2 separate regions of the Homo sapiens genome follow, and region 2 is linked to region 1. Evidence: chromatin loops called from intact Hi-C (ENCODE). Cell type or tissue: heart right ventricle. All regions are shown on one strand. Each heading gives the region's core, and the rest is flanking DNA. Links, peaks and the distances in the headings are about the cores only.

Region 1 (8,603 bases), core at 2,178-7,177:
TCAGGTCTACAGTTCTATTTTAACCATCTGATCTTTTGGTTGGGTTTACTTTCATTTGTACCAGCCTTAGAAGCCCATCTTTTAAGGGAGGTTATTTAGAAGAGGGCAGAAGGGCTACCTCATCTGTTTTATATTGATTCCGTTAGTTTCAATTTTAGCTGAGGTGACATTTTTTGTTCATCTCCCGAGATTCCAGAGAGAAGCCCACTGCAGCCTTCTAAGCACTGACTGAAACCTTGCAGGGGAGTTATATTACGGACTTAGGCTTCTCTGAGAAGAGAAATGGTAGGAGATGAGTGTCTGGAGTGGGTGGGGAGAGTTACTTCTAGCCTAGCAGAAATGTGGGTTAATGGCACCAAGATGGTGAAATTGGGGGTAGTAAAAGAACATGAGAATTGGCAAGAATGATGGAGAGCCAATGCTCATTAGCAGTTAGCCTGTTGGAAGTAGGCACTGTGTTCTGCCTTTGAACTACACTCAGTAATGGACTGTGGAGATGCTCAGAGAAATTGAAGTGAAGCTGGATCCCCTAGAGCACAGAACATGATGGTTCCAGAAAATTATCTGGTCATAAATGAGAGACACCAGTAAATTAGAATTTGGGTACTCTAGAGGGAAGAGTTTTGGCTTAAAAAAAGAATGAGTTGGGTTTCCGATGAAAAGGAACCTGCTTCCTGGGAGACCAATGTTGCTAAATGAGAGAATTCTACCCTTGGACGGTTTTTAAAGTTGCAAATTGGAATAACCTGGGAAGCCATAAAAATGCTGGTGCCTGAGTCTCAGTCCTAGACTTTCTGATTTCATCCATTTGAGACGAGGTTTGGCCACTGAGATTAAAACAACCACATACAGAAAACCTCCAGATGATTCTAATGTGCAGCCAAGGTTGGGAACCATTGCACTAGAGGATGGAAGAATGGAGTGGCCTAAGGAAATTAGAGGAGGAAGCTTGGGGAGGAAGTGGAGGGACCTGAACAGCCTAAGTAATCCTAGAAGGCTGAACCTCAGAGCCTTTGTGACTTCATCCGCCTCACTCCCATAGACACTGGAGAAGGGATTCACAAAGAAAAGGAAACAGGAAAAGCCTGGGATTTCTACTGCATGTCAGGAAAGTGACCATGAAACTGAGTCGTGGAGCCTTCTGTTTAGGAGCTGACCTCCGTCTTGGTTGCAACTGCAGGTGTTACTCAATAATTCCCTTGCAAGCCCAGTGCTGGAAGCAGCAAAAGTCCTCCATAATTGGTGTCTCTTATTGGGTCCGTTGCCTTCTCTCCCTTCTCTGCACCAAGCCCCCCACCCCCACCCTAGCCTCTGTGTACAGGGAGCCCTCCAGCCCAACCATGGATTTCTCTTCAATTCTACCATTTTCCAGGCATGAGAAGGAAGGGGAGGGAATGACTTCCTTTGGCCTAGAAATATCTGGGAGAATATGCTATACGGTCCTTGAGCAGACACAAAAGAGAATATTCTGGAGCTGCATTTTCCAAAGTATGTTTCTTAGATGCTGGATCCTCAAGGTGTTCCTCCCTGTGTCCGCGCAAGCTTGGGAAATGCAGCAGGCTTCCGCGCCCTCGTTGAGATTCACACTGCCTGTGAGTAGAGTAAATGCTTTGAGATCTGGAGAAAGAAACCTGTTTGTTTTTCTTTAACCCTCACATCCCCAACTCATCTGGCCATGGAATTGTTTTTTTCTGCTTAACACATTAACATCTTGCCTCTTTCTCATGACACTTTTGGGAAACTGCCTCAGAAGCTACAATCAGTGGCTTCATTCACAAAGGACAAAGAAGGCAGCTGCATCCTGCACACATGAAACGGGGCAAGAACTCCAGTTAGGCCCTGGCCTCTCTTGGTAATTGTGCCCTTTTTCCACCCCCTCTGCAGCACCCCCTTCCCGTTGCCATGGCAACGCCCCAGAGAGTAAGGACCAGGTCTTCTATTTCTTTCTTACATCCCTTCTCCTCACCCTGCTCTGTGTCTAGAAGAGAGCTGAACACGCAGTAGGTAATGTTTGCAAAATTTGATTGATTGAGGGTTTGGGGGGTTTCATTTGGGCCATCTGCAGGTGGGCTGGGTAGCAGAAGAAGGCCTCCCATGGTTTGCTTCTATGTATCTGGGTAGAGGAGTTGGAAAAGACGGTGGGAGAGTGCAGGTCTGGGAGCTCACACAGCTTTGGCACTGCCTGTTTTTTTTTTCGTTTTGTTTTTGTTTAATGCTACAATAATAAATATTTCACAAATTAGGAATGGTGAAGGGCATGACAAAAAAAGAAAACGTTTTGATTTCTTGGTATGTCAGGGTTCAGGGGTAAATTTTTCTTTCCATAAAATGTCTGGTCATGTTGCTTGTTATAATTTTTTTTTTTTTTTTGGTAACAAATAATTTCCTTTTAAGTTGGAGGAAAAAAGAGAATGTCTTACTTTTGCCTATGTCTCTAAATGGTGACCATATTTTCAAAGCTCCAAACCAGGACACAGAGCCTGATACACAGCCTTACAGGACATTTGAAATGGGGGGCTGCCAGGACAGAGTATTTGGAGTGGAGGTATCTGGCCTCCTAGCTGCTGTGCCCAATGCCTTAGGAGTAACATCATTTCTAAATTACAGATGCAGTGAGGCCAATTTGGATATCCAGTGGGGAAACCTGGGGACCATATATGTTCTAAATTGATATCTGCCTATCTATCTAACTATCTATCTATCTATCTATCTATCTATCTACCATCTATCTATATTTTTCTATTTATTGCCAGAAAGTCAAGAGCAGCCTTCCCAGAGGACAAGACAACAACAAAACCTACAGAAATTCTCTCTAGGGTCTCAGTACATGCAAGATCTGGCTCTTTGCTGCCTGTGTGGCTGCCCAATCCCAGCCTCAGCAATGTCTGAATGAAGGGTTTGTGGGCATCTGCATGATGCAAGCCATGAGCTGGGGAGCCGCACAGTATGGGTTCTGTCTTCTGGCTGGCTGAAAAGGCTTCTCAGGCTCTGAAAGTACCAATTCTTCAGGCATGAGTGCTGGTGGAGGATTATCTTTTAAATCAGCTGGTTCTTATTTTCTTAAGTGTGAAAGAAGGAGGGTGGTCAGGAGTGTGTTTGCGTATGTGTGTGTGTGACAGGCCAACATTAGTATAGTATCTGCCATGTGCTGAGAACTTTATGCAAATCTTGTATATAATTGCCATCTATCTATAGATATGTATAGATATATATATAGATGTATATAGATATTTGTGGATGTAGGTATATCTAGAGATAGATAGCAATTTATATATGTTTTATATATATTAGATATATAGCTATATATATTTCAGATATATATCTGAATGTATATCAATATATCTATACACATCAAGTTATTTTATTTTTACAATACTCTTTTAATGCTGATAAACAGAAAAGAAAATGGGCTGGGCACAGTGGCTCATGTCTGTAATCCCAACACTTTAGGAGGTCGAGGAAGGAGGATTACCTAAAGCCAGGAGTTTGAGACCAGCCTGGGCAAAATGGTGAGACTCCCATCTCTACAACAATTTTTTTTTTTTTTAAAGAGAGAGAAAAAAGGAAATAGAGGCTGAAAGTGGGAAAAAAGAAGGCTTACTTTGGTCACACAGTGGGAGAGCAGCTGAGACTTGTTTGGGAACTGGCTCAGGTCTGTCTGAACCAAAGAGTTCTCTCCATGTCACCATCTTCCCTGCCATTTCAACCTTTAGAATACTAAGGACTAAGGCAGGAATGAGACTGAAAATATGGGCCAAGGATAGTGCAGCAATCCCAATGCCTTCCTGAAATTTCCAATTGAAAATCCTACTCTCCAGGCACTGTGGCTCATGCCTGTTGTCTTGACAGTGTGGGAGACAGAGGCAGAAGGATCAGTTGGGGTCAGGAGTTCACTACCAGCCTGGGCAACATAGCAACACCCTGTCTCTACAAAAAATAAGAAAGAAAAAACAAATCCTACCTTCCTTCCACACCACACTTCCTGTCCTTCCTTCCTTCCTTTTTTCCTTCCTTCCTTCCTTCCTCCCTCCCTCCCTCCTTCCCTCCCTTCCTTCCTTCCTTCTTTCCTTCCTTCCTTCCTTCCTTCCTTCCTTCCTTCATTTTTCCTGGGTCTTCTTCATGGCATAATCCTGGACCTGGACTCTCCTCTCTTTCTCCACAGTCACTTCCTAGATTATTTTACCCATTTCCAAGGCTCTACATACCATCTCTACAGTCTGATAACTTGGAAATTTTTATTTCTTGCAAAGATTTCTGTCTTCCATACTTCAAATCTATGTGTAAAATCATATATTCAACATTTGCCTTTGGATGACTCATAGTCGTTTACCCAAATATGGCCCAGATGGAATTTATGACCCATTCCTCGGCCTGCTTCTTTGAGTTTTCTATCAGCAAATGAAGTCCATGCCCCAAGTTTCTCACACCGGAAACCTTAGGGTGTTTCTTGATGGCGGCCTCCTTCTCATCCCCACATTCAATGAGTCCCCAGATACTGTCTGCTTTACCTCATAAATCTGTCCAGAACCTGTATTCTTTTTATTTTAATGAGATGATTTATTTATTGGGCAACTAATGTGAGCTAGGTACAGCTTTGGTAAAGGTATTTGAACTGCCTAAAAGCCCAGGCAGGTAGGGATGGTTTTCTCTATTTTCAGGTGAGAAAACAGAGGCTAAGAGAGGTCTGTTACTCTCCCAGCATCACATAGCTATTCATTCAAGCCTCTTGTTCTTTTCAACACATTTCGATATCTACCCTTGAAGGCCCTCCATAAAGAACTCAGGTCCCAAGTTCTCAAGAAGGTCCTAGTAGTTCAGAAAGACATTTCTGGAAGCTTCTGGATTAGAAGTAGATGCCAGAGCTGTGCAGGAACTCTAAAAGGGGGTGAGGGACAGGAGGTGGGTGAACAATGGAGCCTGGAGAATCATCTAGGCAATTCTGACAGTAGTTATTCTTGAAAGAAGAAAAGAATCGGGCTCTGAGGATATTGCAAATATGGAGAATTACTAACATTGGCCTGGGCAGCGATGGTTGTCACCTTGTAGAGCAAGACCTGGTTACTGACATGCTGGACAAGTTTCCTAGGGGGAAGAGTGGGGAAGGAAGTACTTACACCTTCCTTGGAATGCTTTCTGGTGTGCGAAGCCAGCTAATAGTCGATAAAAATTAGGGAGGCTGTGAGACTTGTTTCCATTTTAATTGGTCTTGACCCTTGGCAGTGATAGTCACCCAATCTGTCTCTTAAAATATTTTTTTCTTACGCTTTGCCAGTTTATAGCCTTTATAGATCAATCTTTATATTTCATGTAGGGGAGAGAGACAGAGAGAAAAAAGCAAGGTTATTGATGACCTAAACTGGATTAGCAGAACCTGTATTCTTTTTTTTTTTTTTTTTTTTTTTTTTTTCTGAGACAGAGTCTCGCTCTGTCACCTAGGCTGGAGTGCAGTGGCACGATCTCAGCTCACTGCAAGCTCCGCTTCCCATGTTCATGCCATTCTCCTGCTTCAGCCTCCTGAGTAGCTGGGACTATAGGTGCCCGCCAACTCGCCCAGCTAATTTTTTGTATTTTTAGCAGAGATGGGGTCTCACCGTGTTAGCCAGGAAGGTCTTGATCTCCCGACCTCGTGATCCACCCACCTTGGCCTCCCAAAGTGGTGGAATTACAGGCGTTAGCCACTGTGCCCGGCCAGAACCTGTATTCTTATGCCCACATTCATCAGCTTAGTCTAGGCCACTATTATTTCTCACTTTAGTTAGGAGGTATAATAACTTCCTAACTAGACTCTTAACATTCATTTTTGCCCTCTTTCCAGTATATTCAGCATACAGTAGTCAAAGTAATCCTTTAAAATGTACATTTGATTATGTCAGGCCACTGTCTACAATCTTCTAGTAGCCTCTCATTAGATTTAGAATCAAGTTTAAAATTATTTCCATATTCTGCAGGGGGATGATATTCAAAATATTTACTCCCCTATACAGCAGAAGCACAAACCAATTAGAACTGATGTTAATTTCGGTGCTGGAGCAAGATTTGGAGATGGGTGCCTGTGGTGCTGGTGTCACCTCTTTAATCCCAGGGAGTCCAAGGGGCTTCTGAGAAGGGCCACAGCAGCAGGGAGTCGGGAAGTGTCATCCTATTTGTTGTCAGCATTCAGTTTAGAAAACAAAAATCACCCTAGGTATTTCAAACACAAGGGTAATCAGGAAATCTGTTACACAGATGCCTGGATATGAATAACTTCAGGAAGCAGCTACCATTCCTAGGACTGAAGCAATTAAAAGGGAAGAGGTGGGGCCAGAAAGTAGCAACTCAGAGGAGAGACTCCTGCCTACTGGTCCTGGCACCTCAGGTGGGACACGGTGGGGCTGGTGATGGGTGTGACAAAAGCGGCACAAGTCTGGAGGAGCTGCCGTGTGCTGTGGGAGTGACAGGAACTGATATTTTTGCACTCTGTACATCCAGCCCATTGTATATTAGCTGACTGGTAGCCCTGCCTCCAAGGATGCCTTGGCCTGCCTCCTCCAGCCCCTTCTGTCTCCTTTTACTGCACAACCTCCCTTGCTCATTGTGCTCCAGTCACACTGGCTTCTTTTCATGTCCTTGGACAGGTGAAGCTCTTCCTGCCTCCAGTCTGTCACTCTCATTGTGTACTCTGTCTTCTGTTTACCTATTGCTATATAAATGACCACCCCAAACTTAGTGTTGGAAAACAACTGTAATCATTTATTTTGTTCACGCAGCTGCAATTCGCAGGGATTGGAGGGAAGGCTCGTCTGCTCCATGCAGCATCACCTAGGGTGGACTGACTAAGGGTCACAGCATCCCCTCAAGGCAGTTCCCTCATGTGGCTAAAAATCTGCTGCTGTCAACTCAGCCACGGCTTAGGCCTGGGGTCTCAGTTCATTCCACAGGGGCCTGTCCATGTGGCTGGGTTCCGAGGGTGAGCTTCTAGGAGAGGAGGCTGATTGGAAGCTGCATCACCTTTTATGACCTACCTCCAAAGTTAAACGACATCATTTCAAATATGCTTTCTTGGTTAAAGCAGTCACAAAGATCTGTCCAGGGACAGAAGGAAGGGACATGGACTCTGGCACTTGATGGAGGAGGGGCAGGTTCCAGAAGGGCATGTGGGGCAGACTATGGTTGTGACTAGTTTTGGAAAATACAATCTGCCACTCTTTTTTTAACTAGTCATTTCTGAGAGTCTAGTTTAAACTTCACCCATTTCTCTAGGTTAGGTACCCCAGACACAAATACAATCAAGGCATTCCTCTCCTCCTTTGTGGCTCTTATCATAATTTCACAATATACAGTAATTTATGTAACATTTTTGTTTATTGTCTTTTGTTTCTTGTCTGTCTTTACTTTAGACTGGAAGCTTCTGAATCTAAAACCATGTCTTCCTTATTTGGCCCTAATCTGCAGTACTTGTTTCATCACCTGGCATGCAGCAAGTGCTAAATAAAATCTCACTGAATGAATACTGTAATAAATGTTGAGCAAAATCTGCCCCCTCCCCTCCAAACAAATCATGAATTCAAGTCGTATTTGGTCATAACTTCATCACGAACTCATGCATTAAATGACCGCAAATAGAAAGGAATGGTAACACAAATTTCAGTTATGACTTTGTAAATAGCTAAAAATTTCTTGACTTAATTTCACTGTTGTTGATAGATGTTCAGTACAGAAAACCATATATTCATGTGGGCATTCCTCCCAAAAAAAGCTCTTTTCAAACCAGAGAGAAGTTTCATTTGAGAGGCTGTTGGCCCAAACAGCCTGATTATCACTCACAGGGCTGATATAGTAATCTTCAGCCAGGGGGAGTCTGGCAATATCACAGAAAGGACAATTTCTCTCCTTGACTTGTAAACTGTTCACCTTCAGGCTGAGTGTGGTGGCTCAGGTCTATAATTTCTGCACTTTGGAAGGCTGAGGTAGGAGAATCGTTAGAGTCTAGGAGTTCAAAACCAGCCTAGTGAGACAACATAATGCAACATAGTGAGACCCCATCTCTAAAAATTTTTTTAAAAAATTAGCCAAGCATGGTGGTGCATGCCTGTAGTCTCCACTAATTGGGAGGTTGAGGTGGGAGGATTGCTTGAGCCTGAGGATTGCTCGAGGCTGCAGTGAGCCATAATTGCGCCACTAAGCTTCAGCCCAGGCAACAGAGGGAGACATTGTCTCAAATAAAATAGAATAAAATAAAATAATTAAATTGTTCACTTTTGGTCAGAGACTTTGAACATCAAATCAAATAAAAATATTAGTAATTTATTCAAACTCAGAATCCTAAGATGTTAGAGAAGCCACTGCTGTCGTTTATGAGGTGGGGGCAGGGATGAGACGGAGGAACTGGTGGAATGGAGAAGGGGGTTCGGGTGGGGTTCTGGGTGGAATATTAATACTGGTTAAGGACAAGCTTCCTCCCAGGTGCTTTACATGTGTGATTTCATCTCAACCTTACCATAGTCCTGTGAGGTAGGTAGGGCCATCCCCATGTGAAAGATGAGAAGATCAAGGGTGCAAGTGGTTCAATACTGCGCCCACAGTGACACAGTTCACAAATGGATGTGTTAGGATTCCTTCTTCAG
Region 2 (7,480 bases), core at 345-5,344, 71 kb after region 1:
CAGTGAGCCGAGATCGAGCCACTGCACTCCAGCCTGGACGACAGAGAGAGACTGCGTCTCAAAAAAAAAAAAAAAAAAAAAAAAAGATAAGTGACAACAAGGACCGGACAAAAGTGCTTGTAGGTTATTGATAGTAGAGAGAACTTGTTTTGAATACATGTAAAGGAAACCCAATACAAAGTAGGTTAAGGAAAAGAGGGAATTAATGGGCTCACAAAACCAAAATGTCCAGGTTCATACTGGCCCCTGTCGTAACTGGATCCAGGAACTCAAATGATGTCATCAGGTATCAGTCTCTTTCTGTCCTCAGGTTCTTTTGTGTGGATAGCATAATAGCCCCTTGGCAGCCTCACACACCAATACAATTTCATTAGCAGAAATAGAGAATTTCCCCAGGGCTCAGACAAAAATGCATCCATAAAGGGACTTTGATTGGTTCAGTGTGATCACGTGACTAACCTTGAACCAATCACGTACTGGGGGACCTGGGTGATATCCCTGGGGTGTGGTGTCAACTCCACTCCTGAAATATGTAATTGGTTCCCCACAGGAAAAAAAAAGACATATTCTGGCTCCACCACATACTAATTGTATCATCTTGGACAGGTCACAATTTCTCTGAGCCTCAGTTTTCTCATCAATAAAATGGGAATAATAAGAGTGTGGCGTCACAGGGTTGTTAAAACAAGGTTAATGTAAGAATTTATATTTGTAAAGCACAGAAACAAAATCTGTTATGTAATTAGTGGTATTTAAGTGTTTACTGCTGTAATTATATTCTGTTGGTCAGAAGAAAGGAGAAGAAATGACAGGCAAGGGAAACACATATTTCTACTTCACCCTCGATCAGGCAGTTGAAAATGTGAGTCTAGAATTTTAAAAGAGGTCTTGGCTAGAGTCTGCGGAATGAATAAGAGAGTAAGTATATGACCCCTCAAGGGAGAAAGTGTGGAGATGGAAGATGAATAGGGTGGAACATAACTAACTCCATAAGTGGATGAAATTTACAATACTGATGTTTTTCACATCATACCCCAGTCAATGGAAATTCAACTTGCCAGTTTAAAACATGCTCTTTTTACTGTGTCACATTCCCACCAGGAGTCTAAGTCCTTTCTTGAGATTCTTCTGAACTCTATAAACTTTAAGGATTTTTTTAAAAAAATAACATTATTTGACCACATTGAAATTAAATATTTCAGTTCAAATAGAACAAACTATAGATAAAGTTAACAGATGGGTGACAGACTGGAAATAAATGTAATAAGTGATTAATTGATTGGGATTAGTATCTAGAATATGAGTAACTCCAAAAATAAAAAAAGTAAAAGATGTGAATAGGAGTAGAGAATTATTGATTCCTTATCACAGAGATACCCACAAAGAGGCCCATAATGCAATCTGTACATGGATATTTCTAAAAGTGATGTAATAGCACGAATTTGTGCACAACCTAGATATTCATCAGTAAGGTTATAGATACTGTATTACTGCACAGTAAGGAAAATCTTTGAACTAGATGTACAAACATCAATATGAACAGATCCTAAAACCACAGTGTTAGGTTGAAAAAAAAAGATATTGAAGTCAATGTCTTGGTAAATTAGAAATACAATATACATAAAATAACACAATGGATTTAACAAGGATACGAGCATGTTTAAAAATATAAGTATATTAGAGTAGATGACTTTTGGGGGAGAAAGGAGAGAACTGAAAAGAGAAATAAATGAAAAAAGTCTTCCTTTCCATTATTTCCTCAGAGTGTACATGTGAGAATTTGTCAGATCTCGACGTATGTAAAGGCTGAAAATTTGGGTGAAGTAATGTACTTTCTATTTTTTTAGTAGTGAATAGTTTCACGTGTGTGAAACCTGGAAACTCTTTCACATTTTGTATGCAATTAATTAGCACATCCCTTTTTTCTTCCTTCAAATTATATACAAAATCTACCTACGCCTTTCCACCTCCATTGCTATCACCTTGGTTCAATTGGTGGTCTTCTGTTGCCTTGCCTAATGTAATTATCTCCTAAGAAGTTTTCCTACCAAGACACACCACCAGCTCTCCTATTCCTAAACAAATCACCAAACCAAAGCCAAAGTAATCTTTTAAATACCTAGTTCGGATTATAACACTGTTTCATCTAAAAAGCCACCAGTGGTTTTCCATCTAAACCATCTCCATCTCCAAGATGCTACATGATCTGTCACTGCCCCATCTCTCCAAAACACCTCTTAAGACCTCAAATCCTACCTCAGGGCCTTTGCCCTTGCCATTTCCTCTGTCTGGAACCTTAATCCCTTCTTAGGTGTCTTCTCATCAGAGAAGACTTCCCTGACCACTCTCTAAAATAGTGAAGGCGTTCAGGAAATGCCACCCCCAAATATGCCACTTTGGACTTCAAACTCAGGGCACTTGGGGAACAGCAAATGCCTTGAGGGGCTTTTCTCTGAACTTTGTCTGCCTCAAGACAGATCCTTCAAAAAGATCTCAATTGTCATGAGTCCCCTCCCAAGGAATCTCATCAACTAGGGAAGATTCAACTCGCCTCCCAGGAGAGGAGACTGAGGATTGACCCCACACCCAGATAGACTTCGTCACAGGATACCACCTGTTCTTCGGAGGGCCTATTCATCTTTTCCAGAAATTATTTCTGCTCCCCTAAGTTGCCTACATCCCCAACCTCTCTCCCCTGTGAAGAGCGTACGTAAGCATCTACATCTCAGTGGGTTGGTGGATATTCATTTTTTTTCCCTGTGATCTCCCCATGCACATGATACATCTTTATTCTTTTTTCCTGCTAATCTGCCTACTGCCAATTTATTTCAGACTCAATTACCAAACCGTTAAAGGGTAGAGGGAAAGTTTTCCCTTCCTTAAGACAGAAAAATCCCCTTTTCTCCACCCAGATCTATTCTTTCTCCTGTTTTATTTTTCTTCTTGACATTTATTTGTTACCAGTTACCTCTATCCCATTAGAAAGTAAGTACCTTGAGGATAGGGGTGATGTTTTGGTGTCTATTCAATTTTTCAGTGCACTCAATAATACTAGTTGAGAGGATAAAACAATGAATGAATGAATGAAACAAGGGGAAAGAGAGAGACATAAGACAGGCAGACAGAGAAAGAAAGAAGAGAGGAACACTCTGGTGGTCCCATTATGCTTGAAGGTTTTTCTTTGAAGTAGAAATGATTCTTGTAACAAATCTTTCATCCTTCTTCCCTTGCAGACTTGCTCCCTGGCTTTCTTTCAGGTTTGATGATTGACCAAGTAGCAGCTGTAATATGGGATGGAGGCATATTCTGACTCTGCTAAGAGAGGGCCACCTCCCTGTGATATGGGTGACATTTTGATTTATTCCTCCGTAAGTCATTTTTTTCTGTACATGTTCACTCCTACCTGCTCATATCTACTTTAGAAAAAAGAAAAATGGGATTTAAAAAATGACACTTTATGAGATTGGCATTTTCCTCTGTGATATTCTTCCCCCAAACACATAACTTGAGTGTAATTGTGAGAAAAATATTAGACAAATTCCAGCTGAGGGATGTTCTACAAAATACCAGTAGTCTTTAAAACTATCAAGGTCATGAAAAACAGGGAAAGTCTAAGAAACTGTCACAATCTAGAGCAGCCTAAAGAGACGTGAGCTTTAAATGTAACATGAGATGCTGGATGGGATCCTTGAACAGAAAAAGGATATTAAGGGAAGAATGAGAAAATTTGAAAAAGTGAGGACTTTTGTTAATGACATATTGATTTTGGTTCACTAATGATAAGCGATGTACCACACTAACATACAGTGCTAATAATAGGGAAGCTGTAGGGTGGGGGGCAGTATGTGGGAACTCTCTCTACAGCATCTTCACAATTTTACTGTACATCTAATGATGTTCTAAAATAAAAAAATTATTTTAAAATGTTGTTGTTGAAATGTGAGTCCTCAAATTTATTAGTGCCCTACATGGGGGGTTGGGGGAAAGATTGCTTCTGGAGGTATGTCATGTTTAGTAGAACATTTCATCCCAATTCAGTACCCCCCCTTCCCTTTCCCGTTACTGATGAGTGAGGCAGGTAGATAAAGCTTGTCGTTTCTCATGAAGGAAATCCCTGAGTTGTTTAATTAGCTCTGTATCAGATATAGCCTGAGGATTTACATGTTTTGCCATGTTTAGGTTTCAGCTTGGAGCTCAATCCTGTTATTTTAAGATTTTTGGCCATTAACTGCAAAGGGGAAGCACGAAAAACACCTCTGTTTTTATAACAGTACGTGTCTTTACAAAAATAATTTACATGAACATGAGCCAAGGGACAAGTCTTCGAAGTCAGCAGTCCTGTGCAGAGAAACGTCTGTGTGGCATTTCCTTATTTTAAAAAATCTTTTTACATAGCCTGTTTAAAGAAGGATAGTTTCCCTCTCATTTCCTCCTCTAAAAAATAATAAACTTGAACACTGGGTCAGGTCTATTTTTAAGGAGCCACTGATAGAAATGAATTGCTTTTGGGTTTCAACTCTGAGATCTACCTTCCCCAAATTCTTCTCCAGCCCACATGCTTTTTTTTTTTTCTTTTTTTTCTCCCTTGGTGGGTGAATTCTATTAGGGTTTTCAAGTATTCTTTATTTAAGACGGCAGATACCTTTAGGTAGCTTCAAGAGTTATTAATAAAATAATTAAAATAAGAGCTATAAGCCAGACAATTTACATGTGAAAAAATGGAGGCCAGGATGCCTAATTTTTAAGGAGGTCATGAGGGTACAGGGAAAATTGCATAAATTCAAGAAAAGGGAATGCTAATTAAGGCCAATGGAAAATGGCTGCTTATTATGAAAAACAAATGGGAAGATGTATTGCTTGAGAGTAAGAGTTTCAAGAAGTAAGAAAATTGACTTATTGGGAGGAGCTGCAGATTTACATTGCAAAAGGAGAATATACAGGAATAGCAAAAATTAGGCCTGTTTTGTAATAAGTCTACCACAAGATACAGTAAATAAGGTGTGTATATATTCTCTAAGTATATGTTCTACATACACATCGCATGTTAGATCATATTGGGTATATCGGGTGCTAGATCTCTCTCTCATGAAAGCATTGAACAAATGTTATAAATGAAACACCTCTGCACTCATCACACAATTTAAGTGAGAGAATACTTCAATATATTTGAATCCTCTGTATTCCTCCTTAATCACATCCCTCATCCTTTCACTGGTGGTAGTCACTTTTCTAAATTTTATAGTTATTCGTTCCTGTTTTCTGTACAGTTATTACCACACAAAAATATATCTCTGAACAATATATTTTCAGTTTTGCTTGTTTTTGAATTTATATAAATGGAATTAGACTGAATAACTATTTCTGTGATATTGCGGGATCTGGCCAGCAGCCCACAATGCAACGGGTCTCTCTCTTTGTTCCCAGGTGGATCAGCAGGTTGAGAAATAATAGACACACACAAGATAGTGAAAGCTGGTTCCAGGGGGGTCACTGCCTTCTGGTCCTGCAGTGCCAGCAATACACTGGATATACCAGTATTTATTATTAAGTTTAGTGAGGGCGGGGTAGGTTAGTGAGGGATTTAGGGTCATTTGATTATGAGGTGAGATGGTCACATGGGGATGAAGTAATTCTTTAACATAACATTTGTATGTAGAAGTACAGTACATTTGTATGTAAAAGTACAGTATACAGAGATAAGAATTTACAATATAGTGTGTGCATCAGTAATTTCTAACAGAGCCTTAAAACAGAAACACAATCTTTCCATAACCTATGATTAGCAAGATGTTAATCAGCAGTAACAATTGCAACAAAAGCTGGTTACAAACAATCCATGGAAACAGGATGTGAAGCTAGGCAACCGGTTAGACCAGAAATTCTCAGAAGGGAGTATGCTTTAACCCTAAAGAGGCCTAGAAGAGCTGTGGCAAGATGAGGGCGTTTATAACCCTATCTTATCCATAGGGACAGGCGCCCCGCCCCCCATGCATCCATTTATAGGCTCTCCACAAGGGTCGCATTCCATTCCCAGAGCTATGAACATCTGCTTTTTTGGGACAGGAATCTTGGTGATGTGAAACCTCCCTGATCGCACATCCATTCATAGGCTCTCTGCAGGGGGAAGCACATCACATGCTGTTGGCTCATCCTGGCAGTCCAGCCTGGCGTTGTCTACACAATCCTCATGCAATTTTGTATTTACGATAATCAGGAGCATTTCATCTTTTATTCCATAGCAATAGTTTCAAGGGGTCTTCCTACACTGTGACTTTTTGAAACTCAGAGGTATAAACATTTATATGTTATGATAAGATGTTTTAAAATGTTCATGTTTATGGCTTTTAAAAATGATCTTATTATCAGTTCCACATTTAGTTACTTAGTAATTAGAAAAGATGGCCTATATGGTACTCATTTTTTGAAATTGTTGGTATGTTCTTAGTGGTCTTTTATGGAAGTAATATTCATATATATTCCCTGAGAGATTGAAAAGAATTTGAATTATTGAAATGTTGAATGCAGTGCTGTATATAGGTCCATTAGATCATGCTTGTTAATTATGTTACTCAAATGTTATATAGACTTTCTGAACTTTCTTGTCTGTCTGATCTATCAACCATTGAAATAGGTATGTAAAACTTTTCCAATATGGTTCTTTTATCATTTTCTTCTTGCAGTTCTATCAATTTCTGTTTTTCACATTTTGAAGCTCTATTATTAGGTGCATATAAGTTTAGAACCATTGTCTTTTCTTAATTAAATTATATTTTATTATCATGTAATGGCTCATTTTTTTCTCCAGTAATAAATTTTGCTTTAAAGGCTACTTTATGGACATTAATGTAACTAAACCAGATTTTTTTTTTTTTTTTTTTTTGAGACAGAGTCTTGTTCTGTTGGTCAGGCTGGAGTGCAGTGGTGTGATCTCGGCTCACTGCAACCTCTGCCTCCCAGGTTCAAGCAATTCTCCTGCCTCAGCCTCCTGAGTAGCTGGGATTACAGGGATGCACCACCACGCCTGGCTAATTTTTGTATTTTTAGTAGAGATGGTGTTTCACTATGATGGTCAGGCTGGTCTCTAACTCCTGACCTTATGATCCACCTGCCTCAGCCACCCAAAGTGCTGGGATTACAGGTGTGAGACACCATGCCCAGCCACTAAACCAGATTTTTTTTTTTTTTTGAGACATAGTCTTGCTCTGTCGCCCAGGCTGGAGTGCAGTTGTGTGATCTCAGCTCACTGCAAGCTCCGCCTCCTGGGTTCCCACCATTCTCCCACCTCAGCCTTCCGAGTAGCTGGGACTACAGGCACCTGCTGCCACATCTGGCTAATTTTTTGTATTTTTTTTAATAGAGACGGGGTTTCACCGTGTTAGCCAGGATGATCTCGATCTCCTGACCTCATGATCTGCCCACTTCGGCCTCCCAAAGTGCTGGGATTACAGGCGTGAGCCACCGTGCCTGGCCTAATCCAGAT

Evidence for each region. A loop is a pair of places that touch in the nucleus more often than their neighbours do. Peaks named below come from ENCODE experiments on the same cell type or tissue, not always from the same donor. Only the 100,000 strongest peaks of a DNase experiment are listed, where the experiment ranks them.
Region 2: it touches region 1 in a loop (7-fold over the local background); 2 of 110 quality-filtered maps call a loop at or near these places.

Annotation. Positions count from the first base shown.
Region 1 is chr4:54,330,931-54,339,533 of GRCh38, forward strand. LINC02283 (long intergenic non-protein coding RNA 2283) reads left to right here and starts at 1,962. Exons shown (of 2, transcript NR_147160.1): 1 at 1,962-2,004. In heart right ventricle, for the core only: no CTCF peak of the experiment used is centred there; no DNase peak of the experiment used is centred there; H3K27ac peaks cover 1,359 bases.
Region 2 is chr4:54,403,624-54,411,103 of GRCh38, forward strand. No RefSeq gene overlaps it. Among named protein-coding and RNA genes, the nearest start is that of LINC02283, 74 kb to the left of the region's middle. In heart right ventricle, for the core only: no CTCF peak of the experiment used is centred there; no DNase peak of the experiment used is centred there; H3K27ac peaks cover 1,599 bases.